Regions from separate parts of the Homo sapiens genome. Here all the other regions are linked to region 3. Evidence: chromatin contacts called from ENCODE Hi-C or POLR2A ChIA-PET data. All regions are on one chromosome and are shown on one strand. Each heading gives the region's core, a stretch centred on a gene start or an enhancer-like site at or near the end of the contact. The rest is flanking DNA. Distances are from core to core; before and after follow the strand shown.

Region 1 (7,241 bases), core at 245-2,744, 500 kb before region 3:
ATCTATGGAGTATTCTGAACTTCTTAAAGAAAAAAATTCATAATGAGAGATGCCTTCATAAATAGAGAATTCTGCATAATAAATATTTGGACTGATGAATCCAAAAGCATTAAGATTTCTAGAAAAACTTTTAAAAATACATTTGCATCACAGGAGAACATTTAATGAAATACACAAATGTTCATTTTTATGTTATGCTAAATTTTAAAAAGGTATCAAACCATAATTGAATTTGTGTAACCACAAGCCAATTCAAGAAGTAAAGTAAATTTTTAAAATTTACTTTAAGTATATATTGAAAGCCTCTAAATAGTTCCAACTAGGTTCCAATTTATCACCAGTTGTGTGTGTGACCTTGAACATATACTTTGAGATATGCATTACTTCTAACGTAATATTTCTATTCCTTAGAAATTAACATAGATACAATTCAAAAATAGGAAAAGGTTACACAAATAAAGATATCCAATGCTATATAATTTATGGTAATAGAAATAGGTCTAAATATCCCAAGTATACTAGAATGATTTAGCAAATTAAGGCAACACTCTCAAAAGACATTAAAAATTATAATAGTAAAACTATGTAGTAAAAAGAGAGAAAGCTTAGGGAACTACCCTAAAGAATACACCTTGTGGGAGTTCACTGCCTACGATACAAAATCAAGGATTAATTTTGGCATTTACACTATTACCTGTCTGTCTCAGATAATATTCTCTCAGGGCTCTATGTAAAAATGGCTCTTTTGCCTTCAAATCCTCAGTCACAGAGACTATTATCTGTAGTTTCTTGATACTTTTTCTTCCCTGTCACCATTCTAGTGCAACACTGTGAAGTTAAAAAAAAAAAACAAAACTAGATATGTAAATCAGTTTCTTTCCTGACAAAAATCTTACTCGTATCCACCAGCAAAACTATTGGTGTCCTCCTCATTCCATAGTCAGAAAAACAGCCATACCTAGAATTTAAACAGCTGGTCCAAGGTTACTCCGAATATAACTAAAGAGATAAAATTCTCCCAACAAAGTTCCCGCTTTAGCTAAGAGCAAGAAGGAATAACGGCAATGCCCTAAGTTGGGTTTCTAAGATGCGATCAAAGAAGTGAACAGTTAGAAAAGAGTTTACCTGAGACCTAAGATCAGATCCTGTACCATACACCAACTTTTCATATTCCAACTCTGGACTTTAAACTGAACCAAAAGTATTTCCTCAAATTATCCTCAATTCTTCTGCACCCTCTGCTTTAAACTTATTCTACTCCCCATTCATCCATAGCCTACTGTTGCTATGCATCGTCTTCCATGCTACCTTGGTTAACTCACATTTTTGCTGTGGTCCATAGTCATTCTGGGCTTGGGTTGCCGTAGGCAACTCTAACATGGAATAAATAACACTGTCAGTCATCTTCAGCTAAGATCTTTCACATGCAGTTGAGAGAGTTAAATTATAGAAGTGTGAAGGGATATGTATCAGTGAGGAAACAGCCCAATCTCTAAACTGCTAGCAGGAAACTTCACAAAAGCAGAAGTAATTTTTCAGGAAATGATTCAAATTTGGGGGCTGCCTATAGAAATTAATATTGTAAGTTGCTATTTTTTTGCCCCATGACACTGTAGATGCTCACTAAATATATATTAAATTGATTCCCCATCTCACCTAATTCTGTTGAGCAAGGAAAAATTGCTCTCAAGTCCAGCAATTTCAGTTATGGAAACTAAAATAAAAGTGAGAGTGGTTACTAGCTATGAATTTCTCTCGGAATTTTTTCTCTGCTTTGTTTCCTTCTGAAAAAGTAGATGTATGCCAAATGAGACTGACTTCATCATTTCTTGGAACTTTTGGGCAGTGATAAGCAATAACGAAATGGACTGTTGGGTGCATATGCCTGGAATCACGGGAGAAATAGACTATTACCCAGATATATTTTGTGAATATGACATGACCACATCTTCCCCAAAACCTTGTCCAAATTGTGTGATGGTCTTTACCCTTCACAGTATCAGAAATTCCATTATATTTTTTCTCTTTGTTGTCTTATTTTTTTTATTATTATACTTCATGCAAAGATAACTAAAAAGAAGAGCAAAGTAAACAAATACATTCTAACATCTTAGTAATTTGTTTTTAGTAGGTGAAAAGTTAATAAAAAGTTAGAGTAGGCCAGGTGTGGTGGCTCACGCCTGTAATCCCAGCACTTTGGGAGGCCAAGGAGGGTGGATCACCTGAGGTCAGGAATTCAAGACCAGCCTGGCCAACATGGTGAAACCCCGTCTCTACTAAAAATACAAAAAAATTAGCTGGGTGTGGTGGTGGGGGCTGTAATCTCAGCTGCTCAGGAGGCTGAGGCAGGAGAATGGCTTGAAACCGGGAGGCGGAGGTTGCAGCGAGCCGAGACTGCACCATTGTACTCTATCTAGCCTGGGCAACAAGAGTGAAACTCCGTCTAAAAAAAACAAAAGTTAAAGTAAGGAAACAGAAAGAGTATTGAAACTCTTAAGAGTGGATAAGATCATCAAGATAGACTGCATAAGGATAAAAGAAGAGAAACAGGGAGTGCTTTATATTAATTTGTTTTATATTAATAAAAACAAATATATTTCTGCTTCCAGCCATGACAGAATGGCATTAGACTTACTCTCCAATCAAAATACAACACATGGCAAGACACACAAGGCAGCTATTTTCAGGAACACACAGGCAGCATTGTGATCCTTGAGAGAATACAAAGGTGAGTGCAATGATCACCCTAGCTTTCTATCTAGGACCACTTTCTAGTACAGAGCACAAAAATGAATCCTAAACAGAACAGCAGTCTTACTAAAATGAGGAGGCAGATATTGGAGTTTTGAGCTGCTTAAATGGCTGGAATTTGCAGGGCAGGATAATTCACAAGAGAGAGGCACCCTTAAGACTGTAGGAATTCACTGTATGTCTGTGGCCAAGTTCTAGGCTGCGCAGACATAGGACAAAACTCTGCAAGTCCAAGCTGAGATAGTTCCTGCAGGGCCAAGAGCTGAACAGAAAGGACAGAGGTGATGCATTGCTTAGTAGCACCAACCAAAAACAGAGCAAAACTTAACATTGCCAAAAAGAGTCATCAATAGTTTAGCTGCCTCTGAGAACAAATTTTCACGCCCTTAATATGAAGGCAAAACAAACAAAATGTGGTCTACACATACAATGGAATATTAGTCTTAGAAAGGAAATCCTGTCATACTTTATAACACTGATGAACCTTGAAAACATTATACTAAGTGAAATGAACTGATCACAAAATGACAAATACTGTGTGATTCCACTTATATGAGGAATCTAAAGTAGTCAAACCCATAGACAAAGAAAGAAGAATGGTTACTGAAAGAAGTTTGGAGGGAAAAAGAAAAGGAAGTTGCTTAATGGGTACAGGGTTTCAGTTTTGCAGTGTGATTAAGTTCTGGAGATACGGTACACAACAATGTGAATATTCTTGTATTCACTTGCTTGGACTATCACAACAAAATACCATAGACTAGGTGACTTAAACAACAGAAATTTATTTATATTTTCATCATTCCACAGACTGAAAGTCTAAGATCAAGATGCCAGCAGAGTTGGTGTTTGGAGAGTGCTTCCCCTGTGGGTTGCAGACTTCTCACTATATCCTCAAGTGGCTTTTCCTCAGTGTGTGCACAAGGGAAGAAAGAGAGAGGGCTCTGGTCTCTCTTCTTACAAGAACATTAATCCTATCAGATCAGGGCCCCACCCTTGTAACCTGATTTAACCTTAATTACTTCCTTAAACACTCCATCTCCAAATACAGTCACACTGAGGATTAGGGCTTCAATATGTGAATCTGGGGGAGACAAACATTCAGTCCATAATAATACTTAACACTACTGAATTGTATGCTTTAAAATAATTAAGATCATTTTTTAAAAAAAGGAAGGTGTATTAGTCCATTCTTGCACTGCTATAAAGAAATACCTGAGGCCAAATAATTGATAAAGAAAAGAGGTTTAATTGGCTCACAGTTCTGCAAGATGTACAGGAAGCATAGTGGCATCTGCTTCTGGGCAGGCCTCAGGAAACTTAGTCATGGTGGAAGGCAAAGGGAAATGTCTTACATGGCCAGAGCAGGAGCAAGAGAGACGCGGGGAGGTGTTACACACTTTTAAACAACCAGGTCTTGTGAGGAACTCTATCAGGAGAACAGCTCTAGGGGTATGGTACTAAACCATTCATGAAAAACCATCCGCGTGATCCAATCACCTCCCACCAGGCCCCATCTCCAACACTGGAGATTACAATTCAACGTCAGATTTGGGTGGGGATGCAGATCCAAACCACATCAGAAGGCAACATAGGAATCAGGGGCTCTTTGAAGAAATGGCTAATTCTAGGGCCAGGACAGGGAAAGTACAAAATAAGCTTGGAGGATCTTCCAGTCTTTTAATGTTAAAAAATAAGCAAGTTAAAAAAAAAAAGATGGGAGCATATCAGGACACAGAAACCAACCTGGAAAAGCTCCCAATGGAACAATATGAACAACAAAATAAATGACAGTGTTGAATTATAACACAAGGGGAAAAACTATATAAATCCATACTGATTTAAATAAATAAATAGGTGAGAAGTGACAAATCTTGCTTACAGAAAATACCAAATAATATATGTAGATACTCCCCATTCAGGATGTGGAATTTAACTCTCCTCCCTTTGAGGGTAGTCAGGGATAAGAGACTCACTTCCAAAGAGTACACTATGGATAAAAGGAAATAGTAACTATTCATTAAAGAATCTTGGCAAATACCACCTCAACCACATGAACAGGGTTCACTGCGTGAACCACCAGTGATGAGTCTTGTTGATATCATGTACCCCCTAATATGATGCAATGATAAAAGCACCTAACCAGTAAGGTTTGTTCCCCAAAATCCATAACCCCAGGGTGGTATTATACATATGTATATATTGGTTTTCATCCACAGTTTCTGGCTCCTAACTCCTATGGTCCCTGTTACAGTCCTTTCTTATAATGTTGAGTGTGTCAGGCCCCAAGGGGAAGGCCTCTGGCCTTCTTCTGCCCTCCTTTCATCTGCCTCAAGGCAGGACTCTAATTTTCCCCTGCCTTTCTGATTGTGGGTCTTAAAACCTTCCCCAGAGAGGGTCCTGCCCTTTACTGGGGTGACAAGGGGAGGGGGTCAGCAGCAAGAATGCTGATGTCCTGAAGCTTCCATAAAAACCCAAGAGAACTGTGTCAGAATGCTTCCAGATGACTGAACCTGTGGAGATTCCTGGAGAGCAGCCTTCCCAGAGAGGGCATGGAAGCTCCACACCCCTTTCCCCATACCCTGCCCTACAGTTCTCTTCATCTGTATCTTTTGTAATATACTTTATAATAAACTGATAAACATAAGGGTTTCCCTGAGTTCTGTGAGCTGCTCCAGCAAATTAACTGAACTCAAAGGGGAAGTTGTGGAAATCCCAACTTGAAGCTTATTGGTCAGATGTTCCAGAGGCCCAGACTTGTGACTGGTGTCTGTGGGTGTAGGGGGTGATCTTGCATATTGAATCCCTGAAATGTAAGATCTAACACTATCTCCAGGTAGATAATGTCGGAATTGAATTAGAGGATACCCAGTTGGTGTCTGCTAATTGGTATGTGGGGAACACCCCTACCACATTTGGTCACACAAGTCTTCTTCTGTGTTGATAATTGTGGTAGTGCTGGTGTGAAAGCAGAAGAAAAACACAGCTGAAGAAAGTTTTCCCCTACACATCCAATGTAAACATGCAAAAAAAAAATCAGATAATTCTAAATTGAGTGGTACTCTACTAAATATCTGACCAATACTCTTAAAATATATCAAGTTCACGAAAAAAAAAAAACACTGAGAAACTGTCATAGACCAGAGGAAAACAATAAATATAACAACTAGATGTAATGTGGTATCCTGGATTGGATCTTGGAACAGCAAAAAGAGCATTAGTGGAAAACTGGTAAAATTCAAACAATGTAGCAATATTCATTTCTTACATTTGAGAAATGTGCCATGATTTTTTAAGATGCTAACATTAGGGGAAATGGGGTGAAAGGTATAAAGAAATGTTCTGTGCTATCTTAAAAACATTTCTGTAAATCTGAAATTATTCCCCAATAAAACTTTTCTTCAAAAAAGAGGATACATAACACAGATTAGCCATAATGCATCACATTTAATATCTAGCATACAATAAAATATTATTAGAATCCAAAGAAATAAGAATATATGGGCCATGGATCAAAGAAAAGTCAGTAAGTAGAAAAGAAACTTATGTAACATAGATGCTGGAACTAGCAAACAAGGACTTTAATATCTGCATAAATACGTTCAAAGACTTAGAAGAAAATATAGTCATAATGAATAAAAATTTGAAGAATCTCAGAGAAGTAGAAACTACCAAAAAGAATCAAGTGACTATTCCAGAACAGAACAGCATTCATAATTTTTAAAAATAACTGAATGAGGGCCAGGCACGGTGGCTCACAGCTGTAATCCAGCATTTTGGGAGGCGGGGGCAGGTGGATAATTTGAGGTCAGGAGTTCAAGACCAGCCTGGCCAACATGGTGAAACCCTGTCTCTACTAAAAACATAAAATATTAGCCTGGCCAACATGGTGAAACCCTGTCTCTACTAAAAATATAAAACATTAGCCTGGCCTGGCGGCACATGCCTATAGTCCCAGCTGCTCAGGAGGCTGAGGCAGGAGAATCACTTGAACCCAGGAGGCAGAGGTTGCAGTGAACTGAGATTGCACTACGGCACTCCAGCCTAGGTGACAGAGCGAGACTCCATCTCAATAATAATAATAATAATAGCTGAATGAGATTAATAGCAAATAGAAGAGGGCAGATAAAAAGGTCAGTAAACATGAAGACAGATTGCTAAAAATAATCCAATATGAAGAATAGAGGGAAAAAATGGGAGAAAAAAATGAACAGAACCTCAGTGACCTATGAACAATGCCAAATAGTATAACAAAAGTGAAACTGTAGTCCCCCAAAATAAAGGGGACATATAATGAAATCGGAAAGGAATTTGAAAAAGTAATGATCAAATATTCCCCAAATTTGGGATACAACCTACAGGTATAAGAAACTCACTGAATCCGCATCAAGATAAACAGAAGGAAAATCACTCCTAAGAACATAATCTAAAACTAATAAAAACCAAAGATAAAAAGAAAATACTGAAAACAGCCAGAGGAAAATAAATAACAC
Region 2 (6,608 bases), core at 3,990-6,489, 270 kb after region 3:
TGGGGCAGACACAGGCAGAGAGTGGACAGCGGCATGGTGCCTGCTGCTAGCCATTTCTATGCAAAACCAGATGTCTGGTCCCATCCTGGAGGCCAATTCTAGGTATGTGGGTGGGCCTGGGAACCTGTGAAACAAGTAAACTGACTTAGACACCCCCCACCCCGCCAGGCCTGTCCTAGCAGCCCCACACAAAACGCTCATGTCCTGTCCCCAAACACCGCCATCCTTAAACACGTGCTTTGTTTCCAGGCTGGGCCGGGATCAGATGGGAAGCAGAAGCTCATCATGACCAGAAACTGTTTCCCTACGGAGAGCACTTGGAGATGGCAATGCTGAACCTCACACTGTAGGACTCACACACGACTCTAACGGGATTGTAAGAATCAAGTCACTCTCATGGGAAGAATTTTTATATGGGAAAGCGGCTAAAACTTTCATTGGACTGGAATGTTTGGAGATTGTTAAATTCCAAATCAGGAACCACAAACTGCCCTCTAATAAGATATCAGCTGTCTAAGCGTGTGGGTGCCGCCTTTCTGCCAGTAGTTCTGGTTCTTAAGAAAAGCACCATAAATCAGACATGAAAATTCTGGCTCCAAAAATAGCATTTTCTTTGTGCAAATAAAAACGTGTGTATCAAGTATGACGTTCCCCCAACGTGGACACACTTGGTTCCTCAGAAAGCCAAGCCCGCTGCAGCTGCCACATCCCAGGGCTTATGGTGCAGCAGGTGCTTTTTTCAAGACAGGAATCAAAGTGTTAGGAACACGGCAGACAGGTGACACCTGGATACCAAATGCAGGATGAGGAGTACTGCAGAGGTCACAGGGAAGTCACAGAACAGTAATACGCTAGCAGGGGCATGGGGCGTGAAGAACAGAAGAAGACAGGAAGCGTTTCAGAGACTCCAAAGAAGAAATCAGGGCCCACCACAGCTTCCCGGGTCATTCACCAGGTGGCACCACTGCCGTCATTTCAGCTTCTGGCCACTGGGAGGCGCTGCTCGAAAGGGTTTGCCCTGAGACTCCAAGAAGAAGCTGCGGGAAGGACAGCAGGGGCCCTGGGGTTTTAGCCTCTGGCCCAGGAGTTATGTGTCCATAACCAAAGGGAGCATAGTCTGCACCCAGCTCTCATCCCATCAGAGCTGCTGCGACTCCCGCAGGTTCTTCTGGAACTGGTTTAGCTTGCCTGCAGGATCAGGAGAGTTTGAGAAAAGCATCTGCAAAATGCTAAAGAGCAGAGCTTACCTCATTGCCTGTCCCCATCTCATCCCAGGTCACCACCTGGCTGACCCCAGGTCCCCGACCCAACAACAACCCCTCCCAAGTCCCTAACTCCCTCACTTGGACTTGAGACCCTTCACAACCCAGCAGCGCTCCGCCTCCAACGTGACATCATGCTTTCTGGAAACTTCCCCGTATGTCCCACTTTCCCACACTTGGTGCCCTGGAGCACCTTCCGGCCTCTACATGCTGTACGTTCCCCTGTGAGCACCCTCCTCTCGGCCTCTGGCCAACACAGTCCCACCCATCTGTGGGTAACAAACGGGTGTGTGTGTTCTTTTCAGCCTTGCTAAACTGTCTGAATCAAGGATCACAAACTACAGCCTGCAGGCCAAAGCCAGCCCACAGCCTGTGTTTGTAAATAAAGCTTTATTGGAACAAAGCCACACCCCTTAATCTACAGATGATCTGTGGCTACTTTCACACCACAACAGAGTACCATGGTTCTGACAGAGACTGGGGGACCCTGTCTAAATGACTTCTGACCTGGACCTTTACTGAAAATCCTCCCAATCATTCTGTTGACAAGAATGGTGTATTACTTTTTGCAATAAGAAACAAGTAACCTTTGCAGAATTCCACCCATCTTTCAAGGCTGATCCCAGAAGTTCCCTCTGCCCACGCACCTACCTGATCCTGATCACTTCCTAAACTGCAGCCCGGCCCACCCGGCTCCAGCATCATTTGTGGAGTCTCAGCTCCATAAATCCAGAGGGCAGGTGGGGGTGTGTCCTAATTTTCCCGAGCCTACTGTACCGAAACAGGACAGCAGAGTAGGAAGCCTCTGTGACTTCTGCTCCCTCCCTAGCTTTTCCACCAGACCCTGCATGGTCCCACCCTGGCTGTGTGAAGCAGGGATCAGGGAGCGTGGCTCGATGTCAGTCTCCAGAACCCTGTCCACCCTGGCGTGGTGGCAGACATGGCTACCTGCAGCTGAGCTGCCAGTTCCTCTGAGTCCTCAAAGACCAGGCCATTTTCTTTATGTTTCACCAGCTCATGTAAACTGCAGAGAGAACCAAGGGAGCCTGAGAGCTGCCTGGGGAAGACACCAGACCCCTGGGGTGCCCAGCTGGGCTCCCACCCACCCCACGCTCAAGCCAGGCTGGGGGTTGGAACAGGGGGTGTGGTTTCTGGGAGCTGGTTCTTAGATTTGGCATCTGAAGGGTATAAAGGCCTGGGGGGGGTGCACATCAAAATGACCAAATCGATTTGAGGAGAGAGCCTTAAGGAAGGTTTGTACCTTCTGTGCTGGATGCTCTTCAAGGACTGAAGAATTATTTTTGCATGTTTTTCTTAATTCCATGGCCATGGAACAAGTAAAGGCAACCCCCTGGGGACTGGTTCAGCACATAAAAGATGACTTTTCTAGGACACCAGATTTGATCCCGACATTCCCTGAGCTCAGCTCACATGAGGGGCTCGCATCCCTGAATCCCATCCAGGAGCTGGCTCCTGAGCAGGGGCCAAGGGCTCAACTTGTGCTGGGGCTACTGCTTCTAGAATCTCCTCTAACGCCGCCCTTCCAAACACCCGTCTATGCTGGGTGCAGTGAGGCCACAGCATGACACTCATTTAACTCGTTCAAACCCAGCACGTGAGCTTGGCCAAAAGGGACATGGTGGGAGAGAAAAACAAAGAAAACCATGTAAGCCTGCAGGCAATTCCCGCCAATTCTACTCTAGGAGCAAAAGCCCCGAGTGGAGTTCTTGTATTTAAGGTACTTTTTTTTTTCATATTGGGTTGGTGCAAAAGTAATTGCCATTTTTAATGGCAAAAACCGTGATTACTTTTGTACCAACCTAAATATAACATGAGCTCTAAATGGAAGCAACTACTTCAGTGAGGCTCAGCCCAGCCACAGCAACCGCAGGGCTCCTCCTCGTGGCCTCCAGTGTGTGCTGGACTGACCGAGGGGCAGGGCCTCACTGTGGGCAGCTCACTCTGCACTGCTTCCCCCTCAGTGGTGGATCTGTGAAGCTATCCCCAGAAAGATTGGGGTTCTGCTCCTACCACTTGAAGTTCACGGCACACGCAGGCAAACAGCACCTGAACATGTCCACCACCTTCATGGGCAGGTCCAGGCCACTGGAGGATGTGTCCAGAGAGACACCCAGGTCCACTAACCCTGCTAGGCAAGAGGGGTGGGTCAGAGCGCTGGTCTCTGCCCTGGGAACACAAATCCTCCCAGCACAGTGAGACAACTTCCCCCGAGGGGAGTGAAAATTGGATAAGGTCCCCGACAACCCCAAGCACAAGTGGCTTAAGGTGGCCAAGCAGCCACACGGCCTGGGTGGGACATCTGAAAATGTAAGTTGACACTTTTTCTACATAGCCACAATTTGTTTTTTGTTGTTGTTGTTTTGTTTTGTTTTGAGACAGAGTGTCACTCTGTCACCCAGGCTGGAGTGCAGTGGCACAATCTCAGCTCCCTGCAACCTTCACCTCCCAGGTTCACCTCCCGCCTGTAATCCCAGCATTTTGGGAGGCCAAGGCGGGTGGATCACCTGAGGTCAGGAGTTCAAGACCAGCCCGGCCAACATGGTGAAACCCCATCTCTACTAAAAAAAAATACAAAATTAGCGAAGCTAATTCGTGGCAGGTGCCTGTAATCCCAGCTACTCAGGAGGCTGAGGCAGGAGAATCGCTTGAACCCGGGAAGGCAGAGGTTGCAGTGAGCCAAGATCGCGCCATTGCACTCCAGCCTGGGCTACAAGAGCGAAACTCCGTCTCAAAATAATAATAATAATAATAATAATAATAATAATAATAATAATAACAAGAGCGAAACTCCGTCTCAAAATAATAATAATAATAATAATAATAATAATAAACCACATCACACCCACCACAAACCAGCTGTCAGTGTGAAAATAAAGCCAAATAGCTTAACATTTCTAAAGACTAGCTGGGGCTAGGCATGATGGGTCAGGCCTGGAATCTCAGCACTTAGGGAGGCCAAGGCGAGAGGATCACTTGAGGTCAGGAGTTCAAGACCAGCCTGGCCAACATGGTGAAACCCTGTCTCTGCTAAAAATACAAAAATAAGCCAGGTGTTGTGGCGGGCTCCTGTAATCCTGTAATCTACTTGGGAGGCTGAGGTGGGTGAATCGCTTGAACCCAGGAGGCGGAGGTTGCATGAACTGAGATCGTGCACTCCAGCCTAGGCAACGGAGCAAGACTGTCTAAAACAAAGACTAGCTGGAGAATCCTGCCAGGAAAAGGCCCTCAGACTCCAACTGCTCTGCTCACTCGAAGCTGGAAGATGCGGCTCTAGAGACGCATCAGGACCAAGCCACGACTCCCCACTTGGAGAAATCAACGCGGAAAGAGACGGAGGCAAAGGAGAACCATCGCACTGGGAGAGGCGACGCTGTTTGACACATCGTCCCTGTACCTCCCAAAGCCACTGCCCTCCCACACCTGGGCAACAGTGGCCCCAACCCCAGGCCCAGCCCTCCTGCAGGAAGGAAGAGGACTGAATGGAGGGCGTGGCAGACTGAAAGGACGTGGCCTCCTCAAACCCCTTGGTAAAGGGCCTCTGGGGCCACCTGGCAGGGAGGGGCTGGCACACCAGGAAGTAGCCTCCTCCCGGGAGTTCAGCTAGAGCCCAGGTCCTGTCCCCAAGTGGCCTCCAGAGCCACCTTTTCTGAAAAAAGTACATCCTGCCCACCCCTGTTCCCCCTGCTTAAGGCCCCGCGTCCTCCCTGAGCCTCCTGCTGGCCTCTCACCTAGAAGCGGGGGTAGTCCTCGGCCCTCCAGCCAGGGGGTGCAGACCTGGATGTGCTGGAAATGCTTCTGGTGGATGAGGCGGCTGTAATACTCCCTCAGAGGCCCTTTGCCTTCACAGAGAAAAGCAGACACTGCCATGGACCCGTCTCTCTCCGTGCCACGTGGCCCCAGGCCCAAGACACTCCCCCTAGGAGGGATCCTTTTCCCAGAAGCTCCACCCCTCGGCAGCTCCAGTCAGGCCCCATCCGGGCCCTTCCAGAAGCAACCCAGGAGCCCCGAGACCTGCAGGGATGTGTGCACCCTGACCCCTGACGCATAGCCCTGCACCTGCAGCCAGCTGGCCTCGGGCTTGAAAACATGGCGGGGTAAGCACTGGCCTGGCACCCGACCGCCCACTGGGTGGACCCAGCCTTCTGTCTGTGTTGTGCGCAGGGGACACGAGGACTCCCGCTGCCCTGACACAGCCCCCAGATCACATGGCGCAGGTTCCAAGCCGCCCCTGCCCTGCCACAGCCCCCAGAGCACACGGCGCAGGTTCCAAACCACTCCTGGGAGCCTAGAGGCCAAAGGAGGGAGGAGAGCAGGACCAGCAGCTGGCCCAGACCCCGCCTCTTCCCACACCGCTTCTGCTTTTCCCCCTCCTCACTGAGTCATCTTGAAAGGGCTCAGCAGCAGTAACTGAGGGACAGGGGCTCTTCCGTTTGAAAAATTAAAAGAGGCTTGGTTAAGGCAACAATGACATGACCGGGCACAATGGCTCATATCAATAATTCCAGCATATTGGGAGGCCAAGGCAGGTGGATCACCTGAGGTCAGGAGTTCAAGACCAGCCTGGCCAACATGGTGAAACCCTGTTTCTACTAAAAATACCAAAATAAGCTGGGTGTAGTGGGCACCTGTAGTCCCAGCTACTCGGGAGGCTGAGGCATGAGAATTGCTTGACTGTGAGACGCGGAGGTTGCAGTGAGCTGAGATCACACCACTGCACCCCAGCCTGGGCGACAGAGACTGTGTCTCAAAAAAAAAAAAAAAAAAAAAAAAAGACATCAATGAAGAAACAAGAAAAAAAAAAAGATGCTTGGAAACTACTGAAAAATTAGAAAGCTTGGTATGTACAGATTCACATCTGGGCTCCCTGCCCTGCTGTGAAACCCTCTGAGCTTCAGTTTCCCACATGTAAAGCAGTATAAGACCCTATGGCAGAGAGCTGCAGTGGGGATTAAGGAGACAAGATCGTGGGAAGCACAAGGTAAAGGCGGCGTGCCCCTCCCTGGACTCCAATGCCTGGAGTCTCAAGACCAGCTGAAAAGGGAGCCAGGCACTGAAGGACAAAGCGGTGTTGACTTTCTTCATCTGTGTTTCCCAGTGCGCTCCAATTCACGGTGGTTTCCAAGCGCATTCTGGAGGAGAAAACACATGAGTGTGTGGTCAGGGTTCTCTGCTGACAGACCTACCGTGGGGAAGAAAGAGAAGCTCTGAAGATGGATCATGGCCGTGACTGCATGTCAAGGAGAATCTCCATGATGACACGGAGGCCTACGTCGAGATAGAGTAAATATGGTCCAATTAAAAGGTGTCTATTTTACCACATTTTTT
Region 3 (7,215 bases), core at 4,611-7,110:
TAAAGTTGTACAAGAAAGGAGGATTTAAATAGGAATCAAATTGAAGTGTGGCTTGAGTTGAAATAATAGATGGAGTCTAAGTAAATAGAGGCCATGTGATCTGAGTGATGGAAGCAATCTCCTCTGGATAAATCAGAATTGAAACACAGTACCCACAGAGAAGAAAACATAATGTTAGCCCATATCTTGGCCCAAAAGAAATGTGATTATGTAAAAATTTATTGATTAGAGTTAGCCTTTGGACAAAGCACGGACATTCGGCCATGGTGTAGTATAGAATGTAAATGTCAACAACCTTGACAAGGTACAATTTAAAATGTGGCTGAAGTAAGAAGGAAAGGGATGAAGGAATATGAGGGGAGTATGGGAACAACTGTTCTCATTTTAATGAGATGAAACAAAAAATAGATGGCCAAGGATACTATTTAGACTTACAAAAGTAACCAACAAATTAATGAAAAGTAATAATATCATTACTTAATTATCAAAAGTCAAAGTAGAAAATGTAAAAATGAAAAGGAAAGTGGAAAAGAATTAGAGGAGCAGGGAGTACTGGATTGCAATTTGCAGAAATAGAAATATGAGTTTTATTTAGAATCATGGAAAAAATCACTAGAAGAACTTAAAAAAAAAAAGCTGACCAGGCATGGTGGCTCACACTTGTAATCTCAGCATTTTGGGAGGCTGAGGCGGGCAGATCATGAGGTCAAGAGATCAAGACCATGCTGACCAACATGGTAAAACCCCGTCTGCACTAAAAACACAAAAATTAGCTGGGCATGGTGGTGCTTGCCTGTAGTCCCAGCTACTCAGGGGGCTGAGGCAGGAGAATCACTTGAACCCAGGAGGCAGAGGTTGCAGTGAGCCAAGATCAAGCCACTGCACTCCAGCCTGGTGACAGAGCGAGACTCCGTCTCAAAATTTAATTAAAAAAAAGCTTAAATAACTTGCATCTGCACAGTAGTGCCAGGAAAGATTGGTTGCTTTTCATAATAAACTCTTTGGAACAATTTGAATTATCACCACGTGCATATTTTATTTTGGTGTTAATTTTTAAAATTTATTATTGACCTGTATGATGTCAGAGTTTGCATTCTTTTTATTATTTCATGCTGCCCAAACTGGTGATATAGGAATATACATTATTGCAAGTAATTAAAGCATTACAACGGCAACAACGAATCCCCCTGAGTGTATCAGAGCACAGGAATAAGAATGGGGAATCTTTTATACAATGTCCAGAAATCATGTCTAACTCAGCCATGGTTGAAGATATTGTCAGTCTCTGAGGTAGTCTAACTCAGCTGCAGGAGAAAGTTCAAACCACTGCTCACACTTGAAATCAGAGAAGTAACAGCACTCAAAGTTTTAACAGATGCTTATGGGTACAGAGAATATGAAGGTGGGGTTAGAAAAGAGGATTGAGAGTTGATCGAGTAGTTTTTGGCAGAGATTCCAAAATTCATCAAGAAACAGGAGTCATGAACAAACTGAAGCAGACATCAAATCAATGGGTTAAAAATGGTTGTATTTTGGGAACGGTCTGAGGATAAAGTAAAGAATTTCTAAATTCATAAACCATGCTGGGTGGGGTGGCCCATGCTTGTAATCCCAGCGCTTTGGGAGGCCAAGGTGGGAAGATTTCTTAAGCTCAGGAATTGAGTCTAGCCTGGGCAACATAGTAAGACCTTGTCTTAATAATAAATAAATAAATAAAAATTATAGGCAATGTAAGTGTCTCACTATAGATATCAGATCCTATCAGGTACAATATTAATATCAGTCCTACTAATTAGAGGAACTGATGTCCTTTTTGAGTTCTCAGGTTAAACAGCAAAGCTGAGTTTGCAAAAAGACGATATTGGTGAATACAGCCAGAAGAGGCTGGAGTAAAGGGAGTGACTGACAGATATGGATGCTTTGGAAACAGATTCCTAATAAAGTGGTCTTACGGGTTGTGTCTGTGATTCATTATTTAGATCTTTTGTTGGATCTTTAATGTGTTTGTCCCCTGCCCTCCGACCATTGGCATTATATGTCAAGAGTTTATAACCCCTAAGGACATAATTGTGGCCTTTCTCTGCCCCATCTTCAATGAAAGGGGTTATAAAAATAAACTTATGTAAATTATTTTAAGGAATTTGGGCCACGCCAGTGTAGGTTCGGTACTGTATGAGTAGTCACGTCATTTTGTTATTACGGTACAAGAAAATAGTTTTCTAGCTCAAATGTTCTTAAACTGAAATCATGTAAATGAGACCAGAAAGTCCTTGATGGTAGTGGTGAAGGCAAATTCAGTCAAATTTTTTTGAAGCAAAAAGCCAACCAAGAGTAAAGTTTGAAAATCATGAATTGAGGCAATGCCAAAATTGTCAAATTAGCATGTCAATAGTACACGTCACTGGGTGGCTCAGTACATCTTCTAGAAAGAAGAAATAGGCTCCCCAGGGATTGGAAAAGGAGCAGAAATGTACATCGTGGGAAGGAGGACAACAGTTATTCACTGCAGACTGATGAGCTTCATTTTAATAATTGCCAATAAAGCAAAACAAAGCATAAGATATTTTGAAACTGGCTTTTAAATAACATTCATCTTGGCTTAGAAAATTTAAATGAAGGCATCTTACTCGATCCTCTCTATTGATGAAAATAGCCACTATTAACAAGACAGTGAAGCTGCACCCACAGCCGCCCCTTCCCCCAGATGCTCTGTCCCAGGAAGATGGGAGTTTTATCTACAAGCCCCTGACTGGGGCTGCTGCCTTTCTTTCAGAGATGCCCTGCCCAGAGAGGAGGAATCTAGAGAAGCAGTCTGGCTACAGTGGCTTTGCCGTGCTGCAGTGGGCTCCACCCAGTCCGAACTTCCCAGGGGGCTTTGTTTACACTATGAGAGGAAAACCACCTACTCAAGCTTCAGTAATGGAGGAAGTCCCTCCCCCTACCAAGCTCGTCCCACGTCGACTTCAGGCTGCTGTGCTGGCAGCGATAATTTCAAGCCAGTGGATCTTAGCTTGCTGGGCTCTGTGAGGGTGGGATGCACTGAGCAAGACCACTTGGCTCCCTGGCTTCAGCCCCCTTTCCAGAGGAGTGAACAGCTCCGTCTCACTGGCGTTCCAAGCACCACTGGGGTATGATAAAAAAACTCCTGCAGCTAGCTCGGTGTCTGCCCAAACAGCCACCCAGTTTTGTGCTTGAAACCCAGGGCCCTTGTGTGGTATAGGCATCACAGGGAATCTCCTGGTCTGTGGGTTGCAAAGACCGTGGGAGAAAAGCTTAGTATCTAGGCTGGATAGCACCATGCCTCACAGCAGGGTCTCTCATGGCTTTCCTTGGCTAGGGGAGGGAGTTCCCTGACTCCTTGCACTTCCTGGGTGAGGCAACACCCCACCCTGCTTCTGCTCACCCTCTGTGGGCTGCATCCACTGTCTAACCAGTTCCAATGAGATGAACCAGGTACCTCAGTTGGAAATGCAGAAATCACCCACCTGTGTTGGTCTCACTGGGAGCTGCAGACCAGAGCTGTTCCTATTCAGCCATCCCGCTTATTACAAAAATTGACTCAAGATGGATTAAAGATTTAAATGTAAGACGTAAAACCATAAAAACCCTAGAAGAAAACCTAGGCAATACCATTCAGGACATAGGCATGGGCAACGACTTCATGACTAAAACACCAAAAGCAATGGCAACAAAAGACAAAATTGACAAATGGGATCTAATTAAACTAAAGAGCTTCTGCACAGCAAAAGAAACTATCATCAGAGTGAATGGGCAACCTACAGAATGGGAGAAAATTTTTGCAATCTATCCATCTGACAAAGGGCTAATTTCATGCATGTCCATGTGAAGAGACCACCAAACAGGCTTTGTGTGAGCAACAAGGCTGTTTATTTCACCTGGGTGCAGGTGGGCTGAGTCCGAAAAGAAAGTCAGCAAAGGGTGGTGGGATTATCATTAGTTCTTATAGGTTTGGGATAGGTGTACAAAGTACATTCTTAAGGGCGGGGAAGAATATTACAAAGTACCTTCTTAAAGGTTGGGGAGAATATTACAAAGTACCTTCTTAAGAGCGGGGGAGAATATATGTATCAGTTAGGGTGGGACAGGAACAAATCACAATGGTGGAATGTCATCAGTTAAGGCTATTTTCACTTCTTTTGTGGATCTTCAATTGCTTCAGGCCATCTGGATGTATATGTGCAGGTCACAGGGGATATGATGGCTTAGCTTAAGCTCAGAGGCCTGACAGCTAATATCCAGAATCTACAAGGAACTTAAACAAGTTTACAAGAAAAAAACAAATCACCCCATCAAAAAGTAGGTGAAGGATATTAACAGACCCTTTTCAAAAGAAGACTTTTATGTGGCCAAAAAACATATGAAAAAAAGCTCATCATCACTGGTCATTAGAGAAATGCAAATCAAAATCACAGTAAGATACCATCTCACACCAGTTAGAATGGCAATTGTTAAAAAGTCAGGAAACAACAGATGCTGGGGAGAATGTGGAGAAATAGAAATGCTTTTACATTGTTGGTAGGAGTGTAAATTAGTTCAACCATTGTGAAAGACAGTGTTGCAATTCCTCAAGGATCTAGAACAAGAAATACCATTTGACCCAACAATCCCATTACTGGGTATATATTCAAAAGATTATAAATCATTCTGCTATAAAGACACATGCACATGTATGTTTATTGTGGCACTATTCACAATAGCAAAGACTTGGAACCAACCCAAATGCCCGTCAATGTTAGACTGAATAAAGAAAATGTGGCACATATACACCATGGAATACTATGCAACCATAAAAAAGAATGGGTTCATGTTCTTTGCAGGGATATGGATGAAGCTGGAAACCATCATTGTCAGCAAACTAACATGGTAACAGAAAACCAGACACCGCATGTTCTCACTCATAAGTGGGAGTTGAACAATGAGAACATATGGACATAGGGAGGGGAAAAACACTTACTGGGGCCTGTCAGGGGAGGATAGGGAGGGGGTAGACCTTTGGGGAAAAGAGCTAATGCGTGCTGGGCTAATACCTAGGTGATGGGTTGATAGGTGCAACAAACTACCGTGGTACACATTTACCTATGCAACAAACCTGCATGTCCTGCACATGTACTCCAGAACTTAAAGTATAAAAAATAAAAATAGCAAAGATTTAGTCTGCTAGAGAAAATCTCTGAGCATTTTTTAATTTAAATATTGGTGTTTTCACAGAGAATTCATGGAGAAGGACAAAAAAAGAATTTCCTTGATTAAAAAAAAAAAACAACTTAATACAAGTATCCTAAGTAATATACCAGTAAAAAGATGAGTTCCAGCTGACGCTAGCTCTAATTTTGGAGCATTATGAAAGATGTACCTCTAAAGCAATGATAGGTAACATATGTTGATATGTCAGGCACTGCTCTAAGCCCTGAATGGTAATTAACTTGTTTAATTTTCACAAAATGAGGAAAATGCTATTACTGCCATTTTACAAATAACATACCCAACACTTTAAAAGTTAAAAACTTGCCTGAGCTCCTGAAGAGTGCTGGAATATGCCAGAACCAGAATTCAGATTTAGGCTTCATAACACTCAAGCCCATATTGGTAACCTCTAGGTTAAAATCCTCTGAGAAAAAAAGGACATCTTACGAGTTAAAAAACCACCAATAAACACTAACAGATAAATTAAAAACATCAGAAAATATCTAGCAATCAAATGTTGGGATTCATGACTAGAGTAACTAGAAAAGGAGACTGCGTAAGAAGCAGAGGAAGGAACAGATGTATACCAAGGGTCGTGGTGATGAAACTGGTATCAGCAAGCCAGATGGAAACCACAGCAGCAATTCAGTGACTCAAAAGGGACCCACAGCTTCCTCTTTGGGTGGAAAATGTAAAGAATAGTGATCTGGGGTAATAAGCTTCTCAGCCAGGGTAACTCAGAAATGTTTACAAGTGAGTATGTCTAGACTTACAGTAAAGATCCATTTTTCTTTCCAAAAGTACTTCTGACACATTCTAGAGGGCAGACTGCAGTCAGAGACATTTTAAATAGAAGAAATGTCTTCAAGTAGTGAGACAGCATCCATACTTCCAGGCTACTGATGGGGTATATATGTAGGAGATGAACTCCTTAGGAAACACAGATTACACATTTACATCTCTAGTTCTTTTATAGTCAGGGACATACTTAACTTTCCTTTCAAGGTTACAGTCGTTTCCCCAAACCACTATAACTTTATATTTCATTCTAATCCATCTCAGGTTATCATTTCCCTACTTCTTGTTATTTAGATAATTTGTGTATTGTGTTATATTTTCATTTGTAAGTGATAGAAATAAGCTTGTGGGCCAGGCATGGTAGCTCAGTGCTGTAATCTCAGCACTTTGGGAAGCCCAGGTAAGCAAATTGTTTGAGCCCAGGAGTTCCAGACCAGCCTGGAAAACATGGCAAAATCTCATTTCTGCTGAAGATACAAAAAATTAGTTGGGCGTAGTGGTGCTTGCCTGTAATTCCAACTACTCGGGAGGCTGAGGTGAAAGGATCACCTGAGCCCAGGAGGTTGTGCTGCGATCCATGGTCATGCCGCTTCACTTCAGCCTGGGCAACGGTGAGATCCTGTCTCAAAAAAAAAAAAAAAGAAAAGAAAAGAAAAGAAAGAAGCTTGCTAAAAGCTGCTAATGAAAAATGAATGTATAGGAAGGCTGCTTGTGCATTTCCCAGAATCCGTAGAGCAGAACAACCAGGCCCCACAAGCATAGGGTTGATGTAGCTTGGGGAATCTCAGACACAAAAGCATTTGTGGATCTTAAACCTAGAGCTCTGCCATCAGCAAGATTTGGTTCCCCAAATCGTGGACTCATATTTCTCAGCTTTCATTCGGAATCTATGTGAGGGAGAATTTAATTTTGATAGCCTAGAGCAAGTGTAGCCAAAAGATGGACTCATGTAACTACAAACATGGTTACTAAGCTCTCTGGGGACAAACCTCAAAGGAAATAAAATTGTCAAAAAGTGGAAATGATAGCCCCAAACCTCCTACTTCATCCCAGTGTTTCTGCTTATGCAAAAATTTTTCTTAGAAAATGTGTACACATTACAACCAGCTCATTTACTTAGATACAGGGCACATTGGTCAGAGCTCTGAGATGACATACAATGGAGTGGAATGATCTCCTATGATCAGAATCAGTAGTCAAAATCTCAAAAGG
Region 4 (6,317 bases), core at 2,235-4,734, 420 kb before region 3:
TTGAAAGACCAGATTTCACTGTTTGCTTGCCTAAACATTTGTAAACTCCTAAGATTCTCAGAGCTGGAAGACAGCTTAGTCATCATCTAACCCAACTCTCCCCAGTTTGTTGAAAAAGAACTGAGTACAATTATTTTCCAGCATCACTGCCTACCACAAGCCAAGACTCACAGACCATGGCCCCTCAGAGCTGAGTCTCACCTGCACTGCTTGTCGTTCATAAAGTGACATTTGAGCTATCTGGGGCCGAGAGCTGCCCCCTGAGCTAGAACTCCCATTGGTGGAATTGGAGTTCTGCTCGCTCTCAGTCTCCATGATAGTGGTCCAGGGTCCCCAAGGCTGGTGCTCTGTCTGACTCAAGACCTAGAGGGAAGCAGTAAAAGGTTAAAATTTATATCTTGATCCCAAGCTGTTATCTCATGTTATTATTCAAAAACACAGGAAATCCATAAGTATCTAAGAATCTTCCTCCTCTTCCATAAGCCATGATTTCTCATCTTAAAACTCCCAAATCTTCAATACACTCTTGCAACCATGTCTTCCCAATACTACCATCTTTTGAAGCTATGCAGTCTCAAAAGAAACAACCTTTACGTATTCCCTCATGGCTGTCATTAAATAAAACGGCCAGAATGTGAGATGGCACCTTACAATACCAAAGTTACCTTACATTCCCATAGCATTTTTTAACAGTTTAAAATCTTTCCACTTAAAAGTTTTGGTTATCTCATTTTTGTCTCCATCTGCATCGTTATCATCCAAATGAGTCACCATATACTGGAGAGCCACTAGTTGCCTCCTTTCACTGGGCTAGGCACTTCACCTATGCTGTATCTCTCTCATAGTAGTGCTGTAAAGTCAACACTGTTATCCTCATTCTACAATTTGAGACATAAGGTTTTCTGAGGTTAAAGAAGTTGCCCTAGTAAGTATCAAGTCTTTGGACTAACACATGCTTCTTCAAACCAAACTGTAATTAAGGCAGTGTCATTCACTATGATAGTGAGTAGTTATCCTCATTTTATGGAGGAGGACCTTAAGATACAGACACATTCAGTGGGTCATGGAAGGTCATAAAACTAGGAAGCAGAAGAGCTCACCTACAGCCCACATAGCCCAAATAGCTGCCTGGTTCCAGCTCAGGCTACTAATAACACCTCAGGCATGTTGCTTTCCTTCCTTATACCTGTTTCCTCACTGCAAAGGAGGCTTCATACTGAATGTAATATATCATTTTAAGAAATGACTCCGGAGTATGAAACATAGAAATACACACAATGAAAATCTTCAAGAAAGTAAGATGCAACTTTATAATCTACTAACATGTCAGAATTTACCCACTGGGGACTACACTTACATTTGCAAAAAGACACATATGAAAACACTGCTAAGAACCAAGCAAAGAGGCAGGAGATGAGAAGAAGAAATATTCTTCCAAAGCAGCACTAAATGACAATAAGGTTTTTACTCATTCTTTTTTTTTGTTTTTCTCTTTTGTTAAGCTACACACTATTTTCTCTACTTCTGAGGCACTGGGCCACTAGAAATATCAGGTCACCAAAATATTATCTGGCTTAAGAATATAAACATCAAACCAGAATTTCTGCTAAGTGTTGTCAACAGTTTCATTAGGGTGAATGGACTGGTCTTAGGGATTGCATCCAAAACAAACAAACAAGCAAAGTATCAAACTGCTTGGCCTTGGCAATAAAGCTGAGGATATTTCTTATTATCTCATTCCCAGTATCATCCAATCACACTATTATCCCCCCCCAGTCTTTAGTTTCATTTAGGACTAGCAAATGTCACTGCAAACATGTATATTACCCAAAAAGTACATAGGAAAAATCATATCAGCTTCAACTAGTCTACCTTCTCCCCACATCTTTTGCCAAAATATCAAAGCACTAAACAGATACAGACCCATGAATCCTCATTATCAGCATGTGAAGAAAAAAAGTGGGTAAGGATTAGAGGCAGCACGGCACAGTTTTATAGATTACTGGATTTAGTTCACTGGACTCAGAGACACGAGACCCCTTTGCTAGGTATAGAGAACATAATTCCTACATTCACATGTGAAAATACAAACCGTATGACCCCTCGTCTTCCCAAACCTGAATTCTGATTAATAATTTTTTTTGGATTGTGAACTAGAAATAAAAATGTAAAGGGACCAACTTAAAAGTCTCAATAAAATCAAGGGAAACTGCCACCAAAACCAGGATTCCTGGATCCCGGGCACATAAATGTATTCATTTGTGATCAACATTATGACTACAAGATTAAATATAAAAAATGGAGACAACAAACAGTTTGGGCAGCACCAGGTATCAAAATTTTCCAAATTAAACTGGAAGACAGTGAGAAGCTGATCCACAGATGCCCCCAGAGTAGCTAAGCCATGGTCATCTTAAAAGGTAGCATGTGGGCATACATGGGGTTGGGTAGGCGCACAGACCTACCGAAGGGAGTTAGAATGGGACATTGAGGTGGACTTAGCATTGGGCCGAGAGTTGGAGAAAGTCAATATCCCTAAGCACGAAACTCTTATCATGCAGAAAGGATGGGACATAGGAAGGGGGACGGGAGAAGGGGGTGGTTCAGGGAAGACTGTGCCAAAGACACGGTAATAATCAAGAGAACAGGGAGTAGACGCCCAAGGGTCCTCGTTCTATATAGAACCTTGATGAAAATGATGTTTCAAAGAGAAATCAAATACACTGGGGGAAGGGGGTGGATCCAGTGGTGCGCCGGGAATGAACTGACCCAAGTGAGCTGGGACATGTGCATACAGAGAGCAGAGGCAGAAGTCAAGGAACTGGAGGCTGAGGAACCCAGCGGACCACGAAAGCAGGGAGATAACTAGACAGCATGCTCGGCTGGAAGGACCAAAGTCAGAGAAGGAAAAATGAATAAGAAAATGAGCAGTCAGAGGCAGCTAGGGTGACGGACAGACAGCATGAAGCGCAGCAGAATGAATAGCCAGAAGACTCGGACAGGCAGAGCCGAAGGACCGCAGAGCTCAGCGCCGGAGGTAGGCAGGGAAAGCAACTGGGGGAGGTACCTGGGGCGTTACACAGATGGAGGTGGCTGAGGATACATCCCCGCGCAGCCAAGCCCCCAGAGGTCCTGCCCCTCCCCGGCCCTCGGTCGCCCGGTTACCTTCTCGCCTGGCTGTGCACCCAAGTCTTCCCCGGGGGCGTCCACCTCATGTGCCGGGGTCCCCAGTCGCCAGGCTGGGCTGGGGGCTCGCTCGGCCTCCGCGGCGGGCTCCCCTCGCCTCCTCCCCTTCCTGGAGGGGCGGGGGCGCCGAGGGCGGGGTGGGAGGCGCCCGGCGCGACCGCGGCTCCCCGCCCCTCCCGCCGCTCCGGGTGCGGGCCCGGCCGCGGCTCAGCCAGGCCTCCGGGGCTCGCTCCGGGCCTGTCACTTCCTGCCCGGCCGAGAAGGTGGGGGCCGCAGGCCAGGGGCTGCGGGCCGGGCTGGAGGAGGGGGCTGCGGGGAGGTGCTTCCGGGGCAGCCGGACCCCCCCCCCGCCGTCCCTCCGCCTCCCCTCGGCGCCCTCCGCCCCCTCCCTCCCGCGCGTCCCTCGTTTCCTGCCGGCGCCCGTTGCCATGGCGACGCAGCTCCCGGGCCTCTGCGCTCCAGGCCCAGGGGTTTTTTCCTCTCTTGCTCTCTTTCTCCTCTTTTTTACCCCCTTCTTTCTCTCCGAGTTCTGCTCGCCGGTTGGAAGGACGAAACTAAGAAAGTGCTGGCCTCTAGTGGGGAACGCACCTCTCGGAGAGGAGAGGGAGATGGGAGAAGGGAGGGAAGTGACGTGAGACGGGGAGAAAGAAGGTATTTTCTGGAGCTGCTGGGAATAAGGGGTAGAAAGAAAGGATCAAAGGGACCAACAGACAGAGAGGGAGAAAGAGCAAAGCAACGACCCCTAGAGAAACGATAGACTGGGAAAAGAAATGAAGCAAAGGAAAGGAAGGAAAAGGCGAGAAAAACTTTGAGAATGAGAGAAAGGAGAGAGAAGGTTGATTGTTTAATCCCTCACCTCAACTCCAAGAAGGCGGGAAAGAATGCTGCAGAAACAGCTAACCCATTAGGAGTTGACTTCATTTTCAAAGCAGCAACCTAATGTAACTTCCTTTGGATAGCATTTAAGTTTGTCATTTCAGGGATTTGTGTGTGCTTCGATTTCAATATGTATATGAGTTCGAATGACAAAAACGGGAAAAGGCCAGAGTATAACGAGATGTAGAACAATGGGGCTGTCTCTGGGAACACTAAACATTTGATAGGGGAGCCGTTGTCGTTGTATTTATGATATCAACTTACCGGTTTTTAATTACTCTCTCATCGTTCAACATTCAATAAATATTTATAGAGCGTCTACTATGTGCTAAACCGTGGAAGCTTGGATTGCATCAGTGCACGAAACAAAGATAACTGCCTTACTGCCTTCATTAACCTTTACAGAAGGGTCTGGGGGATGCCTCGTGGATTAACAACTGGGATTGATGCCTTTTCTCTTGCTCTCAGTCTTTTCCTAACCTCTATCCTAAACAGTTATTTTCTCTGTCAATCCACTCTTCCTTTTCTCCTTTAAAAGCCCATGCATGGTTTGTTTATAGAGAAAAAAACAGAAGTGTTATCTTTGCTTATAAATTATATCCATTTAGATTTTGCTTTGAGAGAGGAGTATTTGGACTCCAAGGTCTTTCATTTGTGGCAGCCAGATTAAAATCGGAGAACAATTTCTGCCAGGCTTCTAGGAACTAGTCAGACAGGTATGTGAGGGAAGAAACCGGAGGGCAGCCAAAGGACTGGAAAAGCGAAGACACGGGGTATGAGGAGGTGAAAGGGTGTGTTACCAGGCCGTGGATGACAGGCACTGGCTGAGGATGATTTGAAAAGATTCTGACTGGTAGAACTAGTGGTGAAAACGAGGTAAAGCATTCGTTGTTTAATTCACACCTGGATTTTTGGCATGTCAAAGCAGTTAAAGCTTTCTTGCAGAAGTTTAGAAATGGATATCGATTGAGCCTAGGCGGAATTTTCTAGCACCAATGGAAAAAAAAAGCATCTATAGATAATTTTCAGATTATACAACATTAAAGTTAAGAAACATGACTCATGTGCTTCCTTAGTTTCCCTGGGAGAATTATCACTGTTAAGTGTCTAAAGAAGATTTGTAAGCTATAACAAGAATAAGGAATGCAGATATCAGAGGGTATGGACTTGTTTTTCTATAGCCTATGGAACTTGTGTACCAAGAGGGTACATGACCATATCGCATTTCACCCTCCTTACAAATGGAGCAGAATTACCGCTACTGCATATAGTTACATTCCACCCCTAAAGATTTTTTTTTTTTATTTACTAGGTCACCGGCTCCTATAGCTACTAGATAATGTTAGGGGATAAGCGATGAATACTTTTGTTGAGTGCCTGTTATAAATTTAGCCTGAGAATAATCTATCATGAGGCGAGCTATACTGATTATGGGCCAGTAGTTTAATTTTTATATGTAAAGGTGTGTGCTCCATATATCACAGGATTCTTTTCAAGTTCATTTTTCTCCAAGTCAGGCCAGTGTTCTAAGGTCATAGGTCTAAACAGTTCCCACCAAAAAAGATTTAGTATAAAAAAGAAATATATCAACAGCAAAGTAAAGTTATAGGAAAGCCTCCATCCATAAGAAAATCATTTTCATAGACTAAATCAGCTTGAGAGCAGGCATTGAAGAACTTATCTCGGTCTAAACAGCAAAACAATCTGTGTTCCCTAGAGAATACTCAACTTTTTTTTCTTAATTTTTCTAAAGTTTCTCATTTTCATTTAATGACTCTGCTTGAATTAGACTTTTCTTTTTCAAACAAAATGGTTCTTCTGAATGGAGGCTACAGAATGTCTTTACTCTGCATAACACTGAAGGCCATTAGCCTAAACAGGTGAGAAGGAAAAGCATTTAATCCGGTGTATGGAAATGGAAGCCCTCCTGCAAACTTCTCTAAATAAGGAAGGATCCTGGTTTGAAAGGCTGTCGATGTTTGGCAGCAACTGAAGCAAATAGACTAGAAGTTAAGCTAATAGAACTTTTCATATCAACTGAACATTGCTTAAGCATTCCTCAAGCTTCTCCTGTAAACCTAGCATTCTGCAATAAATTGTGAAGGAAGAGATGTCCTTTACCCTAAAGGTGTTAGTATCTTTGGAATGTGTCTTTCTACAAGTAATCAAGTAAGAATGTGTGACCATGTTTTTATGCAAATATGGATAGGAAGAAGTAGAGAAAAAAGGAAATCATAACCTTTACTCTCCCCACC

What was found. A loop is a pair of places that touch in the nucleus more often than their neighbours do. ChIA-PET counts read pairs that join two places held with the same protein, here RNA polymerase II (POLR2A). Pooled maps may share reads with other maps.
Region 1: a loop to region 3 is called in a pooled map, with 14 times the contacts of the local background. The contact joins the promoter of KLRG1 here to the enhancer-like site in region 3. A Hi-C loop is called at or near these places in 6 of 37 single-sample maps with no recorded cell type and 9 of 50 pooled maps.
Region 2: a pooled map shows a loop between it and region 3 (2.9-fold over the local background). The contact joins the promoter of FAM90A1 here to the enhancer-like site in region 3. A Hi-C loop is called at or near these places in 1 of 50 pooled maps. POLR2A ChIA-PET finds 5 or more read pairs at or near these places in 2 of 52 experiments (GM12878 and WTC11).
Region 4: a pooled map shows a loop between it and region 3 (11-fold over the local background). The contact joins the promoter of PHC1 here to the enhancer-like site in region 3. A Hi-C loop is called at or near these places in 6 of 50 pooled maps.

The regions. Positions count from the first base shown.
Region 1 is chr12:8,983,799-8,991,039 of GRCh38, reverse strand. It overlaps KLRG1 (killer cell lectin like receptor G1), which reads right to left and starts at 1,494. Exons shown (of 5, transcript NM_005810.4): 1 at 1,323-1,494. The coding sequence starts at 1,404.
Region 2 is chr12:8,226,249-8,232,856 of GRCh38, reverse strand. FAM90A1 (family with sequence similarity 90 member A1) reads left to right here and starts at 5,239. Exons shown (of 7, transcript NM_018088.3): 1 at 5,239-5,377; 2 at 6,379-6,585. It also overlaps the pseudogene ALG1L10P and the pseudogene FAM86FP. RefSeq lists an enhancer at 5,628-5,677.
Region 3 is chr12:8,491,941-8,499,155 of GRCh38, reverse strand. No RefSeq gene overlaps it. Among named protein-coding and RNA genes, the nearest start is that of CLEC4D, 18 kb to the left of the region's middle. RefSeq lists an enhancer at 6,031-6,080. Within about 2 kb of position 5,860, at least 3 of the 41 ENCODE cell types and tissues checked have a DNase peak (open chromatin) inside an H3K27ac peak, as active enhancers do.
Region 4 is chr12:8,911,676-8,917,992 of GRCh38, reverse strand. It overlaps PHC1 (polyhomeotic homolog 1), which reads right to left and starts at 3,484. Exons shown (of 15, transcript NM_004426.3): 1 at 3,166-3,484; 2 at 202-363. The coding sequence starts at 315. RefSeq lists silencers at 3,033-3,322, 3,393-3,442, 3,493-3,602 and an enhancer at 5,799-6,317.